Regions from separate parts of the Homo sapiens genome. Here region 1 is linked to region 2. Evidence: read pairs that join two places in POLR2A ChIA-PET (ENCODE). Cell type or tissue: PC-9. All regions are shown on one strand. Each heading gives the region's core, and the rest is flanking DNA. Links, peaks and the distances in the headings are about the cores only.

Region 1 (6,400 bases), core at 944-5,943, 240 kb after region 2:
GGTACTCCTGAGGCTGCCCTGAAGTGAACAGGGCCGGGCACAAGGCTCAGGGGAGGGTCCAGCAGCCTGGTGGAAGCCGGGACACTGTGGCCACAGCCCGGTGGGAGCAGGGGGGCCGTGGTCACAGCCTGGCTGGGCACTGCTCCCGAAATAGCTTGGGGGTTTCCATTTTTAGTGTGCAGAAAACAGGGCAGCTCTATGGGAGCAGGAACAAGGCTGCCTCTGTTAGCCACCCAAGGGGGCGGGGGGAAGGGGGCAGCAGGGAAAGTCTCGAACCCGGCCAGGATCCCAGGACTGTGGCAAGACCAGGCTGCCCAAGAGCCCCCCACCTAGTTTCCAAGGGATGAGGAAAGAAAGTTTCTTCCCATGGGAAGACAGAGTCCACCTGAGGATGGGCAGAGGCCACCTCTTGCAAGGGGCTACTGTTCAATTCTCCTGCCACCGCATGCCAGGGATGGGCCTTGGGCACAGGGTCCCATAGTTAGACCAATACTCACTCCTACATGCTTACAAATATTTGCTCAGAGCCTACTGCGTGCCAAAGTTCTCCAGCCCTCAAGGGGCAGTAACAAAACCACTCCCCATATGTGAAATCAAAACTGCATTGATGCATGACAGAGCCTTGGGAGATGAAAAAATGGTTAAAAACAAAAACAAAAAAAAAACACTGGATGAGGAGACAACAGGAAGAAATGGGCGGGATCAGAACAGCTCCTGGCCAGGCCACTGAGGAGGTCGGCCGCTGACCCACTCCAGGGAAAGTGGTCAGGCTTCTGCCAGCAGTCTCCCTGTGAATCAGGACCTAGCACCCCTTGCCCCTCCACACATACCATGGGTGTCGGAAGGAGGACAGAAAGAAGAGCAGTGACTTTTTCTCCTCCATTTCAGGCACATGGATTTCACTTAATCTCTGCCACAGGCCACTGAGCAGCTCCCAGCCCCTCCAATCTAGCCTCCCAACTCCCAACTTCTCAGGACTTTCCTTGAGCAGAATTGAGTACACCCCTCCCCCAAGAGCCTCTGGGGCACCCCAGAGCGGGAGGGATAAAGGCCTACCCCTCCAGTCCACACCTCTCCCACCCGATCCATGCCAGTGCTCCCCCACACATGCCCTTCGTTCCTGCCAGCCTGAACTGCAGGCTGCTTGGCTCCTCCAACCGCTGCACAGGCTCTTGCCGCTGCCTGGAATGCCCACTCCCTCGCTATCCCATTAACTCCTACACCAACCATCCTCTCCCTGGGGAGCCTCCCCTGTCCTCCCAGGCTCCTGAGGAGGCCGCTGCATGCGGTGGACAGAATGGACACACCTAGCCACCACCCTGACAGGCACGGCCGCTCTGCCTCAGGCTTTCCGAGCCTCAGATTTCCTAGTTGTACAATGGGAGGCAGGATTGCTCTGACCAGTAAACATGAAACAGTGTGTGCCTGGCATTAGTGATGCCAACCAGGGTCACCTTTCTCCCTGTTCCACCCTCCTACTCTGGACTTGAAGCTCCTTGAAGGCAGGGAGTATGGCTTCTGATTCAGAGGCCCCAGCAACTTACACAGACTTCAGCACAGACCAGATGCTCCCTGTATGGTGAACGAACCCCCATTTCACACCCAAGAAAACCCAACAAGTAGGGGAGATAGGGGGCCCACAATCCCTCCAAGCCACTTGGTCTCTCAAAGGGAACACATTGGCCCCACTTTTATTAATGACCAGGCCAGGGCAGACTGAAAAGGCTGATCTAGAACCAGACCTCACATCCCCAACTTACACAGCCAGGATCTCCTGCCCATTCCCAATATCTGAGGCCCTGCTCAGACTCACAGCCAAAGCCTAACTCTGCCTGTGCCCAGTGCTCCCCCACACATGCCCTGGAGTCTCTTCTGGGGCCACCCTACTCTGAACCTTTTCAGGGGGCGCAAGACTGCCCAACTTCTGTCTGTAGAGCAAGCACCTCCCGGACCCCCGTGGAGCTGTCCTCGACAACAAAAGGGGCTCACAAACCCCGCCATTCCGCACCTGCAGAGGGGCCATAGGACAGCCCACATTTGCCTTGCCTGCCAGTTAGTGGGAAACCGGCCTTCCCGTTTCACCCTCCTGCTCAGCTCCCAGGGTTCACTACAGAGGTGAGTTATTCATTGACAGTGCAGTGGTGCCCGCTGCCCGCCCTGTTTTCTGTGTGTTGAGGAGGGGTGGGGAGATCCACCATTTACCAGGCACCTGCGATGACCCAAGGCGCTCATCGATCACCCACTTAATATGTCTGTGTGTGGAGAGGAGGGTCCCCCCCACCCGCCCGGGGGTCAGGAGGCTCGAGGTCCGCCTTTGTCAGTCCCACCGGGAGCAGCCAGAAAGGGCTGTTACTACTGAGGGGAAGCCCCGACCTCCCCACTCGGCTCGTCCTTGACCCTCCCCAACCCCCAGACCCCGAGGCGAGGACCCCATCACTGGCCCTGGGAGGGCGGGGAAGGGGCCGGCCGGTCCCCGGCGGCGACGGCGAGGAGGGGGCGCGGAGGAGCAGCTCCACCTCCTCAGTCTCCCAATCGCGTTCCAGGCGGAGTCGCCAGAGTTTCCCTTCGCGCGGAGAAGTGTGGTCCCAACTCTCAAAACCAAAGCCGCCCACCACTCACCCAGGCCGCCCCTGCCCGGCGGGATCGGGGCCCCGGCCCGTTCCACCTCGGGAGCCCCGTTCCTCGCCGCCCTGGCCCCGAGCCCCGCACTCACCACCCGGCCGGGCCCCGCGGGATGTGCGCGCCGAGGCGGGCGTCGGCCGCTCCGGGCTCGGGCTCCGCGCGCAGCGGCCTCTCCCCGGGTCTGGCGGAGCCGCAGCTGTTACCCGGAGACCGAGGGGCGGAAAACTGCGCCCGCTGCCCGCCCCTCCCGCGCGGCGCTGCCACCGCCGGGAACAAAGGAGACAAAGCCGCGTCGGCCGGGCTCGTCTCCGCTCCTTCCCCCTCGCCTGCCGGGCTGCCCTCCCCCCGCCCGCCGCCCGGGCCAGGCCGGAAGCAGCCCGGAGAGCCGGGCGCGCGGCCCCGAACCGCCCGGGACCCCGCATTCCAGCCCCGCGGGCTCCGCATCGGCCGAGGGCTGGGGACCCGACCCCTCCCGCACGGGGGAGGGCGGGGGCGGGCTGCACCGCGGCGGTCGCCATGGCAACGCGGGTCGCCCGGAGGGGTGAGGAGTGAACCCCGGGAGCCAGAGCCGCCCCGCCCCGTCGGCCTCACCTGCTCGCCTCCTTGGAACCGGAACTGGGAACTTTCCTGGTTGCCAGGAGCCGAGGCGGGGGGTCGCGCTCCGCACCCGCAGGTGCTGGTGGAACAGCGTCCCGGCCTCTTCCCGCCCGTCCAGAGCCGGGTAGCACCCGAGTCCCTCACCAGCCCGACCCGTTCTTCTGCCAGCGCCCGGCCTCGCCCCGCGCCCGGAGCTCCCTTTCCCTTCCTTACCCGGCTCCGGTGGTCATCCTCCCCAACTTTCTTTACCTGAACTCCAAGGCGCCTTGTTTCTCCCCTGCGCACCTGGCCCTGCCCACCGCCCCTGCTCACCGCCCCTGCTCCCACTACTCCCCAACAGCCAATCCCTCCTTCCGGCCCCCACCTCTGGCTGTTTGAGAAGAGCATGGGCTTTGGACCTGGGCTTGCGCCATCAACTAAACCATGTAACCTGACACCAACCCCCCCCAGCCTATTTGCTCACCAGTAAGTGGGGGTGATCCCACCTCTAGCGGGGCTGTGAAGGCAGGGAACCTGGGCTGCAGAGGCGCACAAGCAAGGGCTCACTTCCTTCCTTTCTTCCCAGCCCAGGACCCAGACCTGGACCCACCCCAAGCTGAGAAGCGTTGGGCAAGTCTGGGCTCCCTCACTGGCAAACACCTGGGCCTTCTGCGGGAGGAAACGCTGGCAGAAAGGTTCTCTCCTGGGGACCATTTGTACCCTGTGCAGGGCCCTTCACACCCTGGCATGCCCACGGCTAACTCAGGACCAGAACCTGGCCCATCCTATTAGGACTTTTGGAGGACTTTGGCTCAAAGCCATTGGCACAGCTTCCTGGGAGGCAAAAACGTCACAGGCATCATCTGAAAGCCTCCAAGGCCTCCACAGGCTAGGGGAGCCTCAATCAGGAGGTTCAGGTCATCCACACTGGCTACTGCCCTAGAGCTAGAGACACCCTCTTCCCACCTCCCACCAGCTATCAAGGGTCTCCTGTCAGGTCACCCCTTTTCCTCCACTCCCACTTCCAGCACCTGAGTCCAGGTGCTTAGCACCTTGTCTGCACCAGCATAGCAATCCCTCCCTGGATCCCTCACCCTTAGCCTCTGACCTCAGACTGCCAACCTGGCACCCCGGGCCTGTGACATCATTCTGCACAACTCCCCCACACCCATCACCACCCCAGCCAGGACAGTCTGCCCCAGTCCCTCACCCACTTTGGCTTTCCTGCCTATGTAGCTTGTAGCAGCCCCCTCCACATGCACAGAATCCCTCCCTCCCCAAATCCATTCATCCAAGCACACACTTCAGGACCTATCTCACCCCAGAGGAAACTGGGACTTCCAAACCCCACAACCCCTTTCATCTGTACACAGATACGCTACCTCCTGCCCTACAAGGAATGTGAACACTCTAAGCACAGGGGTCTTTCCATCCCATGCCATTCTGGGGAGCCATTACTCGCCAAGGATAGATTGACTGAGGGACCAGGTGCTGAGAACCTGGGGTGGGGGGCATTTGGGCCATGCTCACTGCCCAAGACTGAACACAGGCTCCAAGAAGAAAGTATGCCTTATGGGAAACACTCCTGACTCCACAGGCTCTGAGAGCTCTGCACAGGCACCAGTGAACGAGTCCCCACCTGCGGCCCCCCTGCATATAGCTACCCTGCGCTCTCAAAGGGGAGTGGGTTCTCTGGAATGTGCCTGACTTCCAATACTCCAACACCAGGACTGAATACCAGCCCAAAGCTCCTGTTTACTCAGGGCACACAAGGCCACCCATGGCCATTTAGTCAAGGTCAAGGGTCACTGTTCCCCTCTGAAAAGAGATCATACATATGCCCCACTGCACCTCCCACCTGTGGGAGACCCCCCCCTCCCTATCACTGCCTCTCCATGCACACTCCCGGTGTCCTGAGCTCTGCCTATGCCTGTGGAAGATATCCCCGGGCTGTGTGGGGGTGTGCACCCAGCCCCCGTGGCACACCACTGCTGCCCAAAGCAATCTCTGTACCAGGGATCCAGACTGGCCACCAATCCCTATACTTATGTCCCCAGCAACATTTATCAACCATTCTCCCAATCTCCCTTCCCTGCTCTCCTCTGATCACTCCTCCAGTACTAGAACCAGGAAGTTCTCCCCCACATGGTAGAGAAAGTGATCCAGGAGATGGGAAGCAACCATGGTCACGAAATGAGTAGGCAGCAGGCTAGGTTCCACTCACTGGAACTCCCAGGCCATCTGACACCGGACAGTCAGGTAACTGGAGGAAATCCAAAATGAAAATCTAGGCCTCAGGAGTGCATCCATAACAGTTCAGAAAAGAGGACAGAGAGGAGATGAGAGAGGAACTAAAGGGGGTGACTACCCCAACTCCAGGCCCAACCTTCAAGTCTTGGATCTTGATTCTTAATGAAAAAAACTCAGTCTGATTGTTTTAAATAATAAAACTCAGGATATTTTAATTGGACATTAGCACAAAGTTTTGATAATTAATGTAAATGAACCTTGTCTACAAAGCGAAGCATGCCTGCTGGTGAGCCACACAGATACTGCTCCTTCAGATTGAGGTTGTACATGCCCCCAAAGGCTCGCTTCATTGCTACGATTCTCTACTTAAATCCACATTCACAGCTATTGCCTCAGACCCTCTGGAGGAGGGGCCAGGGGTTAGCTGGCTTTGAATAGCATGTAGAGCACAGGCAGTGTGGCCACAAATGTCACACAGGTGACCAGGGTGCTATAGATGGTGTTCCTGTTGACTTGGGCTTCTAGTCTCTGCTCCGTGTCTGACAGTGCCAAGATCATGCTCCCCTGCTCCAGCAAGAAGCTGGGCATAGCCCCGTCTGCTGGTTCCACCAGGCCTGGGTGTGCTGCAGACTTTACAAGCTGAACCACCCCAGCCATTTGGCTACAAGTCTTTTCTAGGCCATCAAGCTGCTCTCGTAAGCCTTCTAGACATGAATGGACTTGCCTGGAATGACTAAGCTGCTCTTTCAAGGCAGCTGAAAGGACATCTACATCTCTGTCTCTGGTCGGGGGACTACCTGCCTGTGACCCAGAGTCCTGCCCTGGCCCAGCAGCATGTACCAGGCCCCTCAGGTCCACCATGAGATTGTGGAGGTCCCTCTGCTGGCGGGAGTAGCTAGACGCCTGTTCTCGAATGGCCTCTTGGAGACTCACAGGCCCCTTCTGCGCCTCC
Region 2 (6,400 bases), core at 700-5,699:
ACAGGACCGCAAAGCTGGGGCTGAGATAGAAACCACAAGGGAGTAGCCGAGTCCATAGTTCAGAGGTGCACCCAGGAGAGTCACTGAAGGTGGCCAGAATGAGGTCACAGGCAACTATGGAAATCATGTAGGAAGGCGAGGAGGTGGCCACAGAAGGCCATGGGAAGGGAAAAGTTGGCACAGAAGCTACAATACAGTTCAAGTGTGCCAAAATGCATGTACACAAATATTCATGGCCATGTTAATCATTTTAGCTCCAAACAGAAAGCAACCCTAATGCCCATCAACAATAAAATGGGTAAATAGAACAAAGTTATTTTATACAGTGATGAAAAGGACAGAAGCGCTACCCACAGTAGGAGTGAATCTCACATCAATGTCAAACATAAGAAGGAAGACACAAAAGAGAACATGCTGTTTAGGTCTGGCTCACACCTGTAATCCCAGCACTTTGGGAGGCTGAGGCAGGCGAATCACTTGAGGCCAGGAGTTCGAGACCAGCCTGGCCAACATAGTGAAACCTCATCTCTACTAAAAAAAAATATATATATATATACACACACACACATATATGTGTGTATATATACATAATATACATACATGTGTATATATACATAATATACATATATATGTGTACATACATATACATATATATGTATATATACATATACATATATATGTATATATACATATACATATATATGTATATATACATATATACACACATATGTAATATACATATATACACACATGTAATATACACAAACATATATATACACACATATATACATACACAAAAATTAGCCATGTATGGTGGTGCACAACTGTAATCCCAGCTACTATGGAGGCTGAGGCATGAGAATTGCTTGAACCCAGGAGGTGGAGGTTGCAGTGAACCGAGATTGAGCCACTGCACTCCAGCCTGGGTGACAGGGCGAGACTCCGTCTCAAAAAAAAAAAAAGTTAGTTATGGTACTAGTTACCTTTCAGAAAGATGGTGGTGACTGCAAGGGGCCATGAAGGGGATATTGGCAACTGGTCATATTCTGTTTCTTATTTATTTTTCACTTTTTGAGACAGAGTCTTGCTCTGTGGCCCAGGTTGGAGTGCAGTGACATGATCATGGCTCACTATAGCCTCGAACTTCTGGGTTCAAGTGATCCTCCCACCTCAGCTTCCTGAGTAGCCTGAACTACAGGCATGCACCCATAAACCTAGCTAATTAAAAATTTTATTTTTTATTTTGGCTGGGCATGGTGGCTCACGCCTGTAATCCCAGCACCTTGGGAAACCGAGGTGGGTGGATCATGAGGTCAGGAGTTCGAGACCAGTGTGGCCAACATGGCAAAACTCCGTCTCTACTAAAAATACAAAAAATTAGCCGGGTGTGGTGGCACACGCCTGTAATCCCAGCTACTTGGGAGACTGAGGCAGTAGAATCACTTGAACCCAGGAGGCGGAGGTTACAGTGAACTGAGATCATGCCATTGCACTCCAGCCTGGGCAACAGAGCAAGACTCTGTCTCAGAAAAAAATATATGTATAATTTTAGAGACGGGAGTCTAACTATGATGCCCAGGCTGGTCTCAAACTCTCGAGCTCAAGCGATCCTCCCGTCTTGGACTCCCAAAGTGTTAGCATTATATGCATGAGCCACTGCACCTGGCCACTTTCCATTTCTTGATCTGGGTGCTGGTTACCTGAGTGTGTTCACCTTGTGGAAATTCATTGAGCTACACACTCAAGATTTGTTAGCTGTTCTGTATGAATGGTGTATTTCAATGAAATGTTTATTATTAGTGATAAAAAGCCTTTCCTTGATGCCACTTTCCCCTCCAACTATATTCATTCCTTCCCTTCACAGTAAAACTCCTGGCCGGGCACAGTGACTCACACCTGTAATCCCGGCACTTTGGGAGGCCGAGGTCAGGAGTTCAAAACCAGCCTGGCCAACACGGTGAAACACCATCTTGGCCGGGCATGGTGGCTCACGCCTGTAATCCCAGCACTTTGGGAAACCGAGATGGGTGGATCATGAGGTCAGGAGTTCAAGACCAGCCTGGCTAACATAGTGAAACCCCATCTCTACTAAAAATACAAAAAATTAGTGGTGCGTGGTGGTGGGCACCTGTAATCCCAGCTACTTGGGAGGCTGAGGCAAGAGAATTGCTTGAACCTGGGAAGCGGTGGTTGAAGTGAGTGGAGATGGCACTACTGCACTCCAGCCTGGGTGACAGTGCGAGACTCCCTCTCAAAAAAAAAAAAAAAAAAGAAAAGAAAGCCCCATCTCTACTAAAAATACAAAAATTAGCCAGGCATGGTGGTGGGCGCCTGTAATCCCAGCTACTCAGGAGGCTGAGGCAGGAGAATTGCTTGAGCCGGGAGGCAGAGATTGCAGTGAGCAGAGATCAGGACACTGCACTCCAGCCTGAAAGACAGAGCAAGACTCCCTCTCAAAAAAAAAAAAAACCCAAAAAACAAAACACAGTAAAACTCCTCAAAAAAGTTGTCTCTAATTTCTCTCCTCACATTTTCTCTTGGACCCACTGTCATCAGACATTGATTTTCCCCACTCCATGGAAGTGGCTTTTTTTTTTTTTTGAGATGGAGTCTCACTCTGTCGCCCGGGCTGGAGTGTGGCAATCTTAATTCACTGCAACCTCCGCCTCCCACCTCCCAGGTTCAAGTGATTCTCCTGCCTCAGCCTCCCGAGTAGCTGGGATTACAGGTGTCCGCCACCACGCCTGGCTAATTTTGTATTTTTAGTAGAGATGGGGTTTCACTGGCTGGTCTCGAACTCCTGACCTCAAGTGATCTGCCCGCCTTGGCCTCCCAAGGTGCTGGGATTACAGGCATGAGCCACTGTGCCAGGGTGGAAACGGCTTTTGTCAAATTCTCCGGGAACCTTCATTTTGCTGAATACAGTGACCAATTTGCAGTCCTAGCTTTACTCCACCCAGCAGCCACCCATCATCCTCACTGCATGCTTGGCCACTCCTAGAAACATTCGCTTTGCTAGGTTTTCAGAGCACCACTCTCAGATTTTCCTCCTCTCTCCAGTTGCTCCTAAAAAAGTAAAAAAAAATGATGCCGTGGAGAGGTCATGATGGAGGGAAGCTATTGGCCTCTGAAGGTGGGAAGCAGGCATCCAGGCATAGCAGGAGAGGCCGGCCCTGGACTTCCTGCAGGAGCTGGGAGCTCCTTCGGGGCACTATGGTCCCTTGTTCCCAGCAGCAGCATAAAGCCTGGCTCATGGCGACAAGGAGAAATGTTTGTGGAGTGAATAAAGAATAAGACTTTGAATGTTATCCTGAAGGCAGTGGATTTAGAAAGAGTCTCTGAGAAGCCATCATTCCTCCCCTCCTTTTCCCCATGGAAGATAGACTGGATTATGGCTTGGGGTGGTGAGGTGGGTTCCTAGGGTTCTTTTCTCTTCCCAGAAGGTTGAGGAAGGACTTTTCATCCCACTCTTCCCATCGGAGGGCATTGATGTAGCACCCAGGAAGGCCACCGGAGGGCACTATATTCCCAGGAGACCATTATTTGGGAACGAATTGAGAGTTGCTGGTAGAAAAGAATAAAGCTTAGCACACGTGTGAGAAACCAAATACACCCCTCTTTCTGGGATGTTTCCAGAGCCTTCTGCAAGGTGGGACATGCTCAGGGCCAGGAGCCTTACACCTGTGTTGTTGGTCTCAGCTGGCCCTTTATCTTATGTTGCAGACTCTTTTTTTTTTTTTTTTTGAGACAGGATCTCACTCTGTCACCTGAGGCTGGAGTGCAGTGGTGCAATCTCTTGGCTCACTGAAGCCTCAACCTCCTGAGCTTAAGTGATCCACCCCCCTGTCCTTCCCAAAGTGCTGGGATTACAGGTGTGAGCCAGCCTGGCCTGTGGCAGCCTCTTGACGACTCTTGGTCTCAGTTGTACCCCTCTAGAAAATGGGAGTAATGGCCGGGCGCGGTGGCTCACGCCTGTAATCCCAGCACTTAGGGAGGCCGAGACAGGCGGATCACGAGGTCAGGAGATCGAGACCGTCCTGGCTAACACGGTGAAACCCCGTCTCTACTAAAAATACAAAAAAATGAGCTGGGCGTGGTGGCAGGTGCCTGTAGTCCCAGCTACTCGGGAGGCTGAAGCAGGAGAATGGCGTGAACCCGGGAGGCGGAGCTTGCAGTGAGCGGAGATCGCGCCACTGCACTCCAGCCTGGGCGACAGAGTGAGACTCCATCTCAGAAAAAAAAGAAAAGAAAAGAAAATGGGAGTAATGGCCCCTGGCAGGTCTCCCACACAGAGGCATCAGCAAGAGAAAACAGAGTAAGTAGTAGAGATAGTGGTTGAAATAAAATGTACCGGAGAAATTCCTGGGGTTGGCCAGGTGTGGTGGCTTATGCCTCTAATCCCAGCACTTTAGGAGGCTGAAGCAGGAGGATCACTTGAGCCTAGGAGTTCCGGACCAGCCTTCGTAACAGCGAGACTCCGTCTCAATATTTAAAAAAAAAAAAGAAAGAAATTCGAGGTGTTGCTAATCCTCACTGTCCCCCTCACCCCACCCCTGTGCTAATTGTGTTTCTGCATCTATGGTTAGTTCATTCCTCTTTACTGACACACACTACTGAGTGTATGACGCTACACACATGAACACTGCTTTTTTTTTTTTTTTTTTGAGACGGAGTCTCGCTCTGTCGCCCAGGCTGGAGTGCAGTGGCGCGATCTCGGCTCACCGTAAGCTCCGCCTCCCGGGTTCACGCCATTCTCCTGCCTCAGTCTCCCGAGTAGCTGGGACTACAGGCGCCCGCCACCACACCCGGCTAATTTTTTGTAATTTTAGTAGAGCCAGGGTTTCGCCGTGTTAGCCAGGATGGTCTCGATCTCCTGACCTCGTGATCCGCCCACCTCGGCCTCCCAAAGTGCTGGGATTATAGGCGTGAGCCACCGTGCTCGGCCCTGAACACTGCTTTGAGTGGTGTCCAACCTTAACGTTCTGTGGAAGGTGATTCCCCGGTAGATGGAGATGATGAGTTAGGTCAGAGCCAGTGGGCAGTGAACGGAGGCCACTGGGGTGGTAGGGAGCCATAATAGGTTCTGGAATCGGGTGAGGATTTCATTTCAAAGGGCTAAGTTTTCTTGTGAGGTTTCCTGGGGCCCTCCTTCTGGAAGGCAGAGTTCCTAGGCAGCATCTGAGCCCTCCTTACAGCTTATACCTGGGTGCTGTGCCCCTGCACAGAACAGACTCAGAGGAGAGGAAACACCCTGTGCTGGGGGCTGGGAGGGGGCTGGAGACCTGCGCAAGCTGGACCTGTGCTGTCTTTGCTCAGTCCCGGCCTTTCTCAATCCTTGGGCCTCTGGTAGGTGAATTGTTCCTGGATTCCTTCCTGTCCTGGTTGAGTTAGAGCCTCTTGCACCATCCTGCTGATGGCTGGTTGATATTAAGCAAAGTGCAGTATGGGGAAGGATAAAGGGATGGCATGGTGGGGGTTGGAGGCGTGGGTTTTAGAACCTATCCCTTTCTAGCCCTGAGCAATGCTTGCCCCAGAAGGAGTTGGGGCTAGGCCCATTCCAATCCTTCCAGCCTAAGATCCAGACTCCAAGGCATGCCCCAGGCCTCCTGGGATGTTTGTATGTTCTGTGAAAATGGGAACAGATTTGAAGAAATCAGGGTTAATCAGAGTGAAACAGGTTCCTTTTCTGTGGCATTACTCAGTGCCTTTAGCAAGTGGTGTATTGTGAGTCTTCAAGAAACAGCAGGAGGGAGGTTTCACATACTTCCTTGCATGAGGAACCCTTTTCACAGAGAATTTTGCAGACCACTGTTCCATAGAACACACTGTAAGAAGTTTCCATTTCATCCAATGCAGCCCCCGTGTTCATTTCACAGAGGAGGAAACAGGAATGCATAGATGGGAAGGATCTTGCCCCTTGTCTCAGGCTGGGTTGGTGGTCTCCTGAGTGCAGCCTGGGCCTCCCTCCCTTGTGTACACTCAGAGCCTCCGGGAGTGAGCAGCGAGGTAGGTGCTGCAGGGCTACTCCTCTTCCTCACCTTCATACCTTTCTGTCATCTTCAGGGGGATCAAGACCCCACTCATGTGAGCTCAGGCTTGGCCGTGGAAGACAGTGAGTACAGGAAGCAATGCTCTTTCCTGGGAAGACATCCCCACACATTACCAACACTTACCTCCCTACCTCGCAACTTTTTAAATTGAGATGTAAATTACCTACCTCTATGATCATTGACAAATGTTCTAAATGGTGTAACCACCACTGCAATCCAGACACAGAGCATTTTCATTGTCCCAAATATGCTCCCTCACTCCCCTTTGCAGTTAGTCTCCTCTTCCTAACCCAGGCCCCTGGTAACCACTGACCTACTTTTTGTTTTTTTGTTTTTTTTTAGGTAGAGTC

What was found. ChIA-PET counts read pairs that join two places held together with the same protein. Peaks named below come from ENCODE experiments on the same cell type or tissue, not always from the same donor. Only the 100,000 strongest peaks of a DNase experiment are listed, where the experiment ranks them.
Region 1: POLR2A ChIA-PET joins it to region 2 with 11 read pairs; 13 of 35 experiments call an interaction of 5 or more read pairs at or near these places.

What each region holds. Positions count from the first base shown.
Region 1 is chr3:48,426,540-48,432,939 of GRCh38, forward strand. It overlaps PLXNB1 (plexin B1), which reads right to left and starts at 3,547. Exons shown (of 38, transcript NM_001130082.3): 1 at 3,469-3,547. It overlaps CCDC51 (coiled-coil domain containing 51), which reads right to left. Exons shown (of 4, transcript NM_001256964.2): 4 at 5,634-6,400. The coding sequence ends at 5,869. RefSeq lists silencers at 2,501-2,580, 2,661-3,260 and enhancers at 3,501-4,494, 5,848-6,400, 6,164-6,213. In PC-9, for the core only: no CTCF peak of the experiment used is centred there; a DNase peak (open chromatin) is centred at 3,642; H3K4me3 peaks cover 2,467 bases; H3K27ac peaks cover 1,069 bases.
Region 2 is chr3:48,191,096-48,197,495 of GRCh38, forward strand. MIR4443 (microRNA 4443) reads left to right here and starts at 5,469; the gene lies at 5,469-5,521. RefSeq lists an enhancer at 5,130-5,659. In PC-9, for the core only: CTCF peaks have their summits at 3,498 (motif pointing right) and 3,700; a DNase peak (open chromatin) is centred at 3,536.